Regions from separate parts of the Homo sapiens genome. Here regions 2 and 3 are each linked to region 1. A link is an interaction called in ENCODE POLR2A ChIA-PET data of the cell type or tissue named here. Cell type or tissue: Caco-2. All regions are shown on one strand.

Region 1 (4,000 bases):
CTTCTTAATGAATACATGCACCTCTGTGGGTGGTGTGTTTACACATGGTGAGACCTGCCTGGTAGCTCACTGAAGTTTCTTTCTACCAGGATTTCTCAGCCTTGGCACTGTGGACTTTGGGCCTGATCATTCTTTGTCTTAGGGCTGTCCTGTGCATTGTAGAATGTTTAGCAACATCCCTCACCTCTACCCAGTAGATGCCTGTCGCAACTCCTTTTCCTGCCCAGTTGTGACAACCAAAAATGTCCCCAGACATTGCCAGATGTCCCCTGGGTGTGCTGATACTGCTTTCCACTCTTCTAAACACCTGAGCCCCGTAAAAGTGTTTGTTTGATGATGGGGGCGTGTACTGAGCTCCTGCTGTATGCCGGGTACAAGGGATACAGACGTGATCCCTGGCTGGGCAGTGCCCAGGATGCAGTGAGTGTTCCATAAATATTGTCATTATCACCCAGTTTCCCCAAAGCCATTAATAAATACCTTCGTTAAATATGTAAACATGATCAGAAATAATTCAGAGGAGTCCAGCGTTTACTGGGTTTCCTGGGTGTTCCTCCATGTCTCTGCAAACCCAGAAGCCTCAGAGAACAAACTTTTACCCTGGTTCTATTTCTGGTCTCCTTTCACTTGGATTTTGGACCATGCCCGTCTATGCAGACGGGATTCCATCTTTATTCCATTTTATGGCTGCATCATGATGTTTCACATATGGGCATCAATGTTGGTTCCTGTCTGACTTTTCTACAAAGCCCTGTTGCAGTGGCTACCCCGTCTATCCTTCTGTGCACCCATGAGCCCTGTAGACAATAGGACATGTTCTTAGAATCACCCCACTACTATCTGAGTGATGTTAAGCATCTTTATTTATTTATTTTTGAGATGGCATCTTGCTCTGTCACCCCGGCTGGAGTGCAATGGCGTGATCTCGACTCACTGCACTCCAGCCTCCTGGGGTCAAGCGATTCTCCTGCCTCAGCTTCCCCAGTAGGAGTAGCTGGTACCACAGGTGTGTGCCACCACACCCGGCTAATTTTTGTATTTTTAATAGAGACAGGATTTCGCCATGTTGGCCAGGCTGGTCTCGAACTCCTGACCTCAGGTGATCCGCCCGCCTTGGCCTCCCAACGTGTTGGGATTACAGGCGTGAGCCACCATGCACAGCCGCAGCATCTTTACGTGGTGGCTGGCCAGGGTAATTTGGGTGACATGTTGGGTCTGAACTCTTCGCTCCCCAAAGGAATGTGACAAGGTGACTGTGGAGGGCCTGTCCCTTCGTACCTGGCGTTTCAGTAGAGAATTTTGCCTTCTTTAGGTGGCTTTTAGAGATACCATCCAGGGCAGATGGGGACCTTGGTTGGTTAGCAGTGGCGCCTCTTCCTTCATCTGCCCCCTTTCTGAAGCTAATTTCCCTTTGCTTCTCCCAACCCACTTCTGTGCTTCAAATGCTGCCAGCACAGAACTGTCTTTTTGTTTCTGAATTGCCCTCTGACGCCGCGATTCCCCATTGCAGTTTGGAAGCCACTACCACCGGAGATTTCCAGAACCCAAGCCAGGCAGGGGCTGGATAAATAGTGCCAACGGGTGTCAGCCACCAGAACCAGCTCCTCAGCCAGCCACAATGTAAAGGCCAGAGGCAACCGGTTTCTCCACATTCTTTGTGGTGTTCCGGTCGAGTTTGAAGGGCCTCATGTACACATGTTGGAGGGAGCCTTTGGGGCCTGGGCCTGCTGAGGGGGTGGGTGGGTGGTGGGCAGTGCGTTCTCACAGGGAGTCGGATCCTGCCTCAGTAAAATTGGAAAGAACTTGGCATTCTTGATCCAGGAAATTCCTGTTGCGATGTTGTCGTTTTTCCAGAGGGCCTCATCCCAGCTGGGGAGGAGAAAGGGCCGCGGTTGCTATTGCCTCTAGTTGTTGAGGGCTAAACACTGAATTCAATTGTAAATCAGCCTCTTTTCTGTAGATTGAAGCAATTTCTGTCCTGCCAGGCGAGTTTGGAAGTTCGCCTTTTACATATGAATGTGCCCTTTAATCACCACTTCTGCATTATTGAGAGAAGGGTGGAGGAGGCTGTGTCTAGTGGGAAAGGATTATACCTCAAGTATAAAAGATGGGTTTTCTCATTTCTAGGAGAGGGGCATCAGAACTGGAGAATCTGAAACAATTACTAAAAATGTTAAAAACAACTTCAAAATGCAAACCACAGCTGTTTCCCTCCCCCCAGGCTCCCTTCTGATATTGTCACCTCGGCCAGCAGAACAACTGCAGTTCCTCGTATTTATTCACAATCCCACGAAATCAATGGCTCTTCGGTGCACTGCACCGGAGACTTTCAGCTCAGCCGAGCTGCTGTTGAGGGTGATAAATTATAGGCGAAAGCCCGGGGACATGAAGGCAAGTCGCTGGGTTTCAGACTGCCTGATTGCAAAGAGGTGACAGTGTCCTTGCCCCGCCGGGCGACCTAATGCGTACAAGACCGGGGCTGGCCTGGTAAGTGGTGACTCTTAGCCTGTTCTCTTTGCTTCTTCCTCCTCCCCCTGGGAGAGGCCGCTGAGGATCCGGAAGCAGGAATGTCTGCTGTGGGTGAGCCTCTGTTCTCTTTTGAACAAGAGAGGCTAGGCCCTCTGAGCAGCCGCACTTTCTCAATGGCAGGTAAGTGCCTCCTCTTGGCGTTCCCTGCCCCTCGCATGTTCTGCCTCCGAGGTACTTGATGTTCCTGGTGAAATGCCATTTTCCCCAAGTTGAGAGTGACCTTTCATTCCACAGCCTCATTTCCATTCCAGCCCTCCCTATCCCGGCTCTGGATGAGAAGTTCCTGTTGATTTGCAGAGATTCTTTATAAGCACAGTTCAGGCCAGTGCAGTCCTCTGGAGGAGAGGGCTCAGCCCGGCAGCTCTGGCAGGCCCAAGTCAGCCAGGGTGCAGACCGGTCCTCGAGTTTCTGTGGGTCTAAGAGACGGTCAGCGTTGGAGGAAATAATCATTTGCTAATGCGAGCGGTTTTCATTTACAAGTTCCTCCTGGCTTAGGCATTCTCTGCTGCGAGGACAATTTTGCTTCCTCCCCACCCCCAACCTTTGCTCCTGATTTCTTACTTCTATGCTCTGCCAGGAGGAAATTCCGGACTTTTGTCTCTTTATGATGTAATTACTGGTTGGGGAGGGCCCCAAATATTCCTGGGGAAGGGAGGCCTGTTTGGGTACCTGCTCTGTGTCTTTGGGAAACGCTTTGAAGTGATTAACCATGCTCTGCTTTGCTGCTTCTGGGGGAGCAGCAGTGTGTGGTCATGTTTGAAGTAGGCCAAGGGGAGGACTGGTGATTACGAAAAGGGCTGTAGAGCAGGCCTCTGCTTCTGACCCTGCCTTCACAGTTACTGGGGGAAACCTGGCATTTTCAGTCTGATTGAAATGCAGAAATCCTGTCCTGGGCTGATTCTGGTCTCCAGTCTACACAGGCCGGTGTTTTCCATAGCTTTGAACTTGTGGAATTGATTTAACATGCTCCTTCCAGAAAGCAAGCTGTGTTTTTGGAGTGGGGGGCGGTAGTCGGGGAGGAGGTGGAAGAGAAGCAAGAAAAGGAGGAAGAGTGATTGGTTAAAAAAAATACAGTTACCCATTAGTTACCATTGAATAGGTGCTTACTATTTGCCAGGTATTATACTAAGAGCTTTACGTGAATTAACTCATTGACTTCTTCGATAACTTTACAAGGTACCACTTGTAAAGTGGTAAACTCTCTGAGGCACAGAGAGGTTAAGTTGCCTTTTTACGGTCACACTGCAGGGGAGAGCACAGCCAGGTTCTGCATGCATTTTGACGCCAGAAAGCTGATTCCCCACCACTGTGGCATCCTGCCTCTCTGTCGTTTGCAACCTGGCCCATGAGAGCATATGCCTTGACCTATGTGTCCTGGTTTGCCCGGGACCCAGCTAAGCACATGGTTGGTTGCCCTACTCCTGTGGCCTGTCATGCCTGTCTCAGCCTGTGGACCAAGCTTCTCTTTTCG
Region 2 (4,000 bases), 350 kb before region 1:
TAGGTTCACAGTGTTGCACACCTCTACCTAGTTCCAAAACATTTCATCACCCCAAAAGGGAACCCCGTACCCACAAAGCAGTCACTCCTCACTACCCTCTCCCCCAGCCCCTGGCAATCACCAATCTTCTTTCTGCCGCTATAGATTTACCTATTCTGGGTAGTTCCTATAAATAGAATGTAACAATACGAGCCCGCTTTGTGTCTGGCTGGTTTCACTCCGCCTGCTTTTGACATTCATCCACGCTCTAGCGTGAATCAGAACCTCGCTCCTGGTTCTGGTCGCATATTCCGTTGTACAGATGATGTACCGCCATTTGTTTACCCGCAAGCAGCTCTCGCTTGAAATCCTCTTGAGTCAGTGGCTTCTTGGCTCCAGGACTTCCGTCTTGCCGGTGTGATCACCTCGAGGCCCTCCCCTGCGGTCCAGGATCTGCGAGCAGGCGGGTAGATTCCACGACCCCTCGAGTCGCAGGCAAAGCTGAGCCTCATGCTTGGAAGCCCGGCCCTATCTTGATGAAGGACCCACTGCCCTGGGAGCCTGGCCAGCCTTTCCTGCCTCCCTAACTCTGCCACTCCTCTAATGCCCACAGAGTACAAGGCCAGCTATGTCCGCAGTCGCTCCATCCGCTCAGTGGCCATCGAGGTGGACGGCAGGGTGTACCACGTAGGCCTGGGTGATGCCGCCCAGCCCCGAAACCTCACCAAGCGGCACTGGCCAGGGGCCCCTGAGGACCAAGATGACAAGGATGGTGGGGACTTCAGTGGCACTGGAGGCCTTCCCGACTACTCAGCCGCCAACCCCATTAAAGTGACACATCGGTGAGTGTCCAGGTGGAAGTCGAGGGTGAAGGGGACAGGACAGACCTCGGCAAAGGGCTTCCCACACCTCTTGGGCCCCTGAGGACCAAGATGACAAGGATGGTGGGGACTTCAGTGGCACTGGAGGCCTTCCCGACTATTCAGCCGCCAACCCCATTAAAGTGACACATCGGTGAGTGTCCAGGTGGAAGTCGAGGGTGAAGGGGACAGGACAGACCTCGGCAAGGGCTTCCCACACCTCTTGGGCACCTGGGCTGCTCCCCCTCCACCACCTCCGAGCCACACGTGATCCCTTCTCTCAAGCAGGTGCTACATCCTAGAGAACGACACAGTCCAGTGTGACCTGGACCTGTACAAGTCCCTGCAGGCCTGGAAAGACCACAAGCTGCACATCGACCACGAGGTGAGTGGAGAGCGGGAGAGGAGCATGCTCTCGGCCACCACGGGCCTGGCAGGACCCCCGGTTCACAGTGGGAGGGCAGTGAGGCCAGACCCAGGGAAGAGGCTGGAGAGGTGAAGTGAGGTCCCCACAGATTCCTCAACGCGGGGATAGGTGTCAGTCCCAGCATGAGACAGATAGCTTCCTGCCCAGGCCGTCTGAGGGACGATGGCTTAGCCACGTTGTCCCCCTTTTGACTTACAAGAAGTCTACGCTACAGGAGGCCTTTCATCAAACCCAGGGGAGACACTGGAGGCCTCAGTGGGCTCAGCGGGTTCCTGCGCAGGCCAGGCCGGAAAAATGACTCGGTTCCCTTGCAAGGGCTGGCTGGAGGAGAAGGCGGGCTTCCTTCAGGCAGAACAAGTACCTCCTCCCCACCCAGACATGCCGGTGCTTGCCCTGGGGCCCGGGGAGTGCAGGCTGCCGCTGCTGAGCACAGACACGGCAGCGTGGGGGCAGTCACCAGGCCAAGTCTTTGTTGTCCAGCCTTGAAGGTTTCAAGGCCTCCTCTTCTGCCCCTCCCTCAGATTGAAACCCTGCAGAACAAAATTAAGAACCTGAGGGAAGTCCGAGGTCACCTGAAGAAAAAGCGGCCAGAAGAATGTGACTGTCACAAAATCAGGTGAGGCAGTAGCAAAGGGACCTCCCTAAGACCCCACTCTCCTACAGGACAGTTCAGTTCATCCCCTCTCGTGATTGACCCCTTTCATTTTTTATTTTTATCTTTATCTTCTCCCCTCATGGCATTAAAAAAATCCGTAATTTACCTCCCTGTTGTCAGCCAGTGTGGCACACGGACCTGCTCCTCAGCCAGGCTGGCGCCCAGATTCCAGTACTGCTAGCAAGAGACCCGTGCTGGCTGCGCAGAGCCGGCTCCAGGCCGGAAAAGTGCCTCTGCCGATTGCCCTTTCAGAAATCCCCCATGTGGTTTGAGGTCCATGTTCCCGGCTTAGGGGTCCCCTGGCCCAAAGGACTGAACTCTAGAACAGCTCTAATAGAACATTCTGTGCTGACGGAAATGGGCTATATCTGCACTACACCACACGTGGCTGGTGCATACTTAAAATTTTGGCTAGTGTCACTAAGGAGCCAAATTTTTTATTTTGCTTAATTCAAATTGAAGTAGCCACCTGTGGCCAGTGGCTACCATACTGGACAGCACAGCTGTAGAAGCCCTGCTGTCTTTCCAGAAAGTGTTGCAAAACACAGGCTTCCCTGTGTTGACCCCGACCAAGTGTGAGTAGGCAGGGTGGTGAGGGAACCAACCTCAAGATGCTGAGGCTTTGACATGTAAAATTAACCATCAAAAAAGAAAGGAAAAAGGATGCTGAGGCTGATGCACCTAAAGCCAGGCCCAGCTTCTAGTCGTGGCTAAATTACAATTAACCCAACCTGCTAAAGTCTAGCAAAAGTCCAGGCAGAGTCCTGGCTCATGCTTGGAGAAAGAAGCCACTCAGGCAGGCACCTGCTGCCCTGAGGATAGGGTCATGCCCTACCCACCACCACCCCAGAAGGAGGGACAGGGGTGGGGCAGCAGCAACACATGGGAGTCCCAGAAATCACAGCTTGCACCTGCCAGCGGAGCCCTCTGAGCCACTCCTGAAGCCTGGGGCTGGGGGGGTCTGTTACAGCTACCACACCCAGCACAAAGGCCGCCTCAAGCACAGAGGCTCCAGTCTGCATCCTTTCAGGTAAGAGCAGCTTGAGGTCCTGGGGAAGAGATGCAGAGGCCTGCATGAGGAGGTGGCCCTCCCTTAAGCTAAAACTCAGAAGAAAAGGAAAGAAGTCCAGGCCCTTCCCTGGGAAGTCCACGGTAGCCCTCGAAGAGGCCTTACTTCCCAATCAACACTGAGCGGGCCTCCGACGCCCCCTTGTGGCTAAATGGGGTTACCGCAACTCCACCAAGCAGGGCAGGACACAGGAAGGAGGGGAAAGGGGTGTCAACAGGAGTCCCAGTAGCTGCCTGGTTCTGTCCCCAGCTTGTGCCCCCTTGGGAGTTAAAGTAGAATGACAAGACCCAGGTTCTGGTCCCGGCTCTGCCTTGGAGCAGCACTGGGACTTGGGACCCTGAATTGCTATGCCCATGGCTCTCTGTTGGAGAAGCCTCAGCGAAGCCCTTAGGTGGACAGGAAGAGCAGAGACATGGGGTCACTGATCCCTCAGAGGCCCAAGGTGTGTGTGGCCCTCTGCGCCCATAGGAAGGGCCTGCAAGAGAAGGACAAGGTGTGGCTGTTGCGGGAGCAGAAGCGCAAGAAGAAACTCCGCAAGCTGCTCAAGCGCCTGCAGAACAACGACACGTGCAGCATGCCAGGCCTCACGTGCTTCACCCACGACAACCAGCACTGGCAGACGGCGCCTTTCTGGACACGTGAGCAAGCCCAGGGCAGGGGTGGACAGGCTGAGGCCCAGGGGTTCAAGAAACTTCTCCACTTAGTGACCCAGACCTCTCTCAGAAAGGGGGTCCCCAACACCAGGGGTCCACGGTGCTCGGGACAGCCTCTTGGCATTTGACGAACTGGTTTTAGGGGCTGTCCCTGACAGGAATCACTGTTGGCAGATGGGGCCTCCTCCCGCAGGCACTCAGGACATGCTCTCTCTTCCTTGGCAGTGGGGCCTTTCTGTGCCTGCACCAGCGCCAACAATAACACGTACTGGTGCATGAGGACCATCAATGAGACTCACAATTTCCTCTTCTGTGAATTTGCAACTGGCTTCCTAGAGTACTTTGATCTCAACACAG
Region 3 (4,000 bases), 260 kb before region 1:
CTTATGCAAAATGCTTAGAAGCATAAGTGTCTCGAATTTTTTTCAGATTTCTTAAATATTTGCATATGCATACTGAGATATCTAGGGGAAGAAACCCAAGTCCAAACATAAAATTCATTTATGTTACTTATACACACAGCCTGAAGGTAATTTTATATAATATTTTTAATAATTTTGTGCACCAAAGTTGTAGCTTTTTTCTTTTTCTTTTTGAGACAGGATCTCACTCTGTGCCCAGACTGGCTGGAGTGTGGTGGTATGGTCATGGCTCACCTCAGCCTCGACCTCCGAGGCTCAAACAATACTCCCACATCAACTACCCAAGGAGCTGGGACTACAGGCACACACCATCATACCCAGCTAATTTTTATATTTTTTGTAGAGACAGGGTTTCACCATGTTGCCCAGGCTGGCCTTGAACTCCTGAGCTCAAGTGATCTGTCTGCCTCGGCCTCCCAAAGTGTTGGGATTACAGGTGTGAGCCACCATACCGGACCGAATGTTATGTTTTTTAACTTGAATTTTTATGCTATCCAATTTAATTCGTGTAAGATGAACGGAGAAAAGGTAGGCAGAACTTCTGTAAAGAACCTCTAAGATCTTCTGGCCCTGTTTTAAATCAGGTTTGACTTCTAAAATGGTTCTCTTATGTTTTTTCCTTTATTAGGAAAGACGAAGGAGGGTCATGGGGTGGGGTTAGCACCTAAGGAACAAAAGAGGTGGGATAAGGAAAGGATTTTTTGGGGGGATGGGGGTGGGGGATGGAGTTTCACTCTGTTGCACAGGCTAGAGTGCAGTGGGGCATGATCTCGGCTCATTGCAACCTCTGCCTCCCGGGTTAAAGCGATTCTCCTGCCTCAGCCTCCCGAGTAGCTGGGATTACAGGTGCATGCCACCATGCCCAGCTAATTTTTGTAGAGACAGGGTTTCACTACATTGGCCAGGCTGGTATCGAACTCTTGACCTCAAGAAATCTGCCCACCTCGGCCTCCCAAAGTGCTGGGATTACAGGCATGAGCCACCGTGCCCGGCCAGGAAAGGAATTTGAGTCAGAAAGTATCTAGTAGCATAATGGACCTAGGAAACAATTACTGCTGCCTCGTGTAGAAGGTGGTGAGAGGGCCTAGATTAATACTCCAGTGTTATAGTGCTGGTCTTCGTACTTCTCAAAGGAATGCTGACCCTGCCAATCTGCACCCTTGGACCCAAATGTTAACTGCTGGACCCCCAGGTGGAAGATCATGTAAAGTCAGCATGCCCAGATGAACAAAGAATGCAACCATGGGTGGAATCTAAATGATCAAACTGAGGAACAGCGAATGAATAAGAGCAGACACCACATGGCAGGACAGAAGATGCAACCAAATCAAGCCTTGACATCATCCCATGGCAGGATCCACTCAGATCACACCTCATTACTCTCCAAATATAAAACCTGCACCCAAACTCTAGTTCAGAGAGGCAGATTTGAGCCCAACTCCTGTCTCCTTACACAGCAGCCTTGCAATAAACTTTTCTTCCTACAAAAACTTGGTGCTTAGTGTTCAGCTTTCCATTGCATACACAGAAAAATAGACCCAGTTCAGTTCAGTAACACAAAGACAAGCCAGGTACAAAATTCTCCCCTCCAAGGAAGTGTATAATTAAACCAGAGAGATTCGCAAATAGTCACAGAACAATGATTGGCTTGCCTACCAGGAACCTGGAAAGGAGTACTACTATATACCAGGATCCTGTAAGTATAGAACTGTTAGTAAATTTGCTGGTGAGTTAAACTTGTCTGGAAAAAAGATTCTGCAAAGGCAACAATCCTAGCAGATTTCTTAGGACAGTATTTTTTTTCTTTATCAAAAACAAGATTATCCCTTTTCACAATTCAGATTTTCATCAATCACACATACAAAAACCAAATCATACTGACATAAAACTAAATGTGAGAAGTTCCAGAAACATTAGACATCTGAGAAGGTAACAGGGACATTAAATTTTCTAGTAGAATTAATGGTTTACTGATGACATCTACATTACCAAAACCTGCATCACCAGGCCAGGCATGGCAGCGCACACCTGTAACGCCAGCTACTCAGGAGGCTGAGGCAGGAAGATTGCTTGAGCTCAGGAATCTGAGTCCATCTTGGACAACATGGCCCCTGTTTTAGTTTTAGGTTTTTATTTTAAGCCTTCATCACCAGAGACCTAAAAGGACGTGAGGGGAAATCAAACATCAAATTAAGCCTTGTTAATAGCTAGTCTGAGAAGATATGCCTCAAAGCCAGAACAAAGAATAAAATTGGGGAGAGGAGTTGATACACAGGAAAATCCAAACTATATAATATATAATGCTTGGAAACACCAACAGGGCAAAAAGCAGCCACTGAATATTATAAACATGTTTTTCTTTTACTGTTGAACATGAAAAGGGGCAAGGATTCTACAATTAATCATATTAAACCCATTGTTCTTTCCAAGCTCCCACTGGCACTGCTCCCAGGATCTCCTTCCTCACTTCCCTAAAATCACAGAAAAGGGGAGCCACTGTCACTGGGAAAAGCTAGCTGTTGCTCAATAATCTTCAAAGTACTACAGAGTAGACTGGGTCACCAAATGAATTTCAGGTTAAAGGCTGCAAAATATTAGTGTTAAATTTAACGTCAAAATCCAACACTTTTGCAGTTGGGATTATTTATCAAGTGATAAGTATCTTTGATCAAAACTCTAACCACAGGTTTCACTTGCAACAATCAACTACAGCTAATCTGTAGCTATAATGAAAGGAGAAGACCAAATGCAAGTTGAAAATCATATGAACATTTCAAGTTATATAAAATGGGGCTGGGTGCAGTGGCTCATGCCTGTAATCCTAGCATTTTGGGAGGCCGAGGTGGGCAGATCACCTGAGGTCAGGAGTTCGAGACCAGCCTGGCCAACATGGCTAAACCCCATCTCTACTAAAAATACAAAAAGTAGCTGGGTGTGGTGGTGGGCGCCTGTAGTTCCAGCTACTCGGGAGGCCGAGGCAGGAGAATCGCTTGAACCCCGTAGGCAGAGGTTGCAGTGAGCTGAGATCGCGCCACTGCACTCCAGCCTGGGCAACAGAGCAAGACTCTGTCTTAAAAAATAATAATAATAAAGTTATATAAAATGGTACCACTTTTTTTGAGCTATATAAACTTAACTCAGTTTAAGAATTTTTTTTTCCCATTACTTAGTCCATTATTGTATGTTCAATTAAGTAAAAATGTATTTGCTTCCCAGGAGAACATTGGTAAGACATTTATAACAATCTTTTTTAAATGCTATAATCTTCTTGATAAGGGAGTGGGGGACAAGGAATTATTTCAAATTACAGCATATGCATGTCTAGTAAAATAAAGACAGGTATTACCACATATCTTGTGATATATACTAGAAAGAATCAAGCTGACTTATAATGTATTCTACATATTTAATAAATTAAACATTTAGTTCTATACGGAATCAGCCTGAAAATTCATAATAACGCAGTGAAAACAGACGCCTTGGCTTCTGAAAACCTAGATTTTGTAAAGTCCTGCTTCTTGAAATGATCTTGTGTTAGATTTTAATTCGATTTCAATTAAATGCTTGCTGTGTATCTATTAGAATCAGGCACTGCACTGGCACTTGGAAATAAGCAAATCACAGTTGCTGCCATCAATTAATTAGGAAAAGGGAAGCAGGTATAAACAGACCTAAAGTTCCTAAAATGAAAGCTATGTTCATTCAGTAAGCATCTGCTAAGCATCCATGTGCCACATTGTGCTAGACACCATGGATAAAAGGAAGAATTAAAAAGACCAGAGTCCCATGAGAGTATAAGGAAAGAATAGAGAAAAACTACCCTGCCTTTTTCATGGGGTTGTTAACTGTTCAACACTATTTACATGTGAAAGCAAGACAAATCCAAAACCATTTATCTCAGCCAAAGGGGGAGGCATTAATTGTACAATTTCTGCAATTATGTCCAGAGTTGTCATAACCA

What was found. Peaks named below come from ENCODE experiments on the same cell type or tissue, not always from the same donor. Only the 100,000 strongest peaks of a DNase experiment are listed, where the experiment ranks them.
Region 2: POLR2A ChIA-PET joins it to region 1 with 8 read pairs; 2 of 35 experiments call an interaction of 5 or more read pairs at or near these places.
Region 3: POLR2A ChIA-PET joins it to region 1 with 6 read pairs; 3 of 35 experiments call an interaction of 5 or more read pairs at or near these places.

The regions. Positions count from the first base shown.
Region 1 is chr20:47,317,600-47,321,599 of GRCh38, reverse strand. All of the region lies in intron 2 of ZMYND8 (zinc finger MYND-type containing 8), which reads left to right. LOC100131496 (a long non-coding RNA gene) reads right to left here and starts at 3,098. Exons shown (of 1, transcript NR_024594.1): 1 at 846-3,098. RefSeq lists enhancers at 1,442-2,360, 2,361-3,277, 3,278-4,000, 3,661-4,000. In Caco-2, no CTCF peak of the experiment used is centred here; DNase peaks (open chromatin) are centred at 59, 1,639, 2,489, 3,209 and 1 weaker place; H3K4me3 peaks cover 184 bases.
Region 2 is chr20:47,663,081-47,667,080 of GRCh38, reverse strand. It overlaps SULF2 (sulfatase 2), which reads left to right. Exons shown (of 21, transcript NM_001387048.1): 12 at 593-821; 13 at 1,128-1,224; 14 at 1,788-1,882; 15 at 2,892-2,951; 16 at 3,459-3,628; 17 at 3,869-4,000. Among named protein-coding and RNA genes, the nearest start is that of SULF2, 120 kb to the left of the region's middle. RefSeq lists enhancers at 293-1,276, 1,277-2,262, 2,796-2,845, 2,876-3,015, 3,826-3,875. In Caco-2, a CTCF peak has its summit at 3,143 (motif pointing left); DNase peaks (open chromatin) are centred at 630, 1,640, 3,130, 3,590 and 1 weaker place.
Region 3 is chr20:47,577,316-47,581,315 of GRCh38, reverse strand. All of the region lies in intron 1 of NCOA3 (nuclear receptor coactivator 3), which reads right to left. Among named protein-coding and RNA genes, the nearest start is that of NCOA3, 77 kb to the right of the region's middle. In Caco-2, no CTCF peak of the experiment used is centred here; no DNase peak of the experiment used is centred here.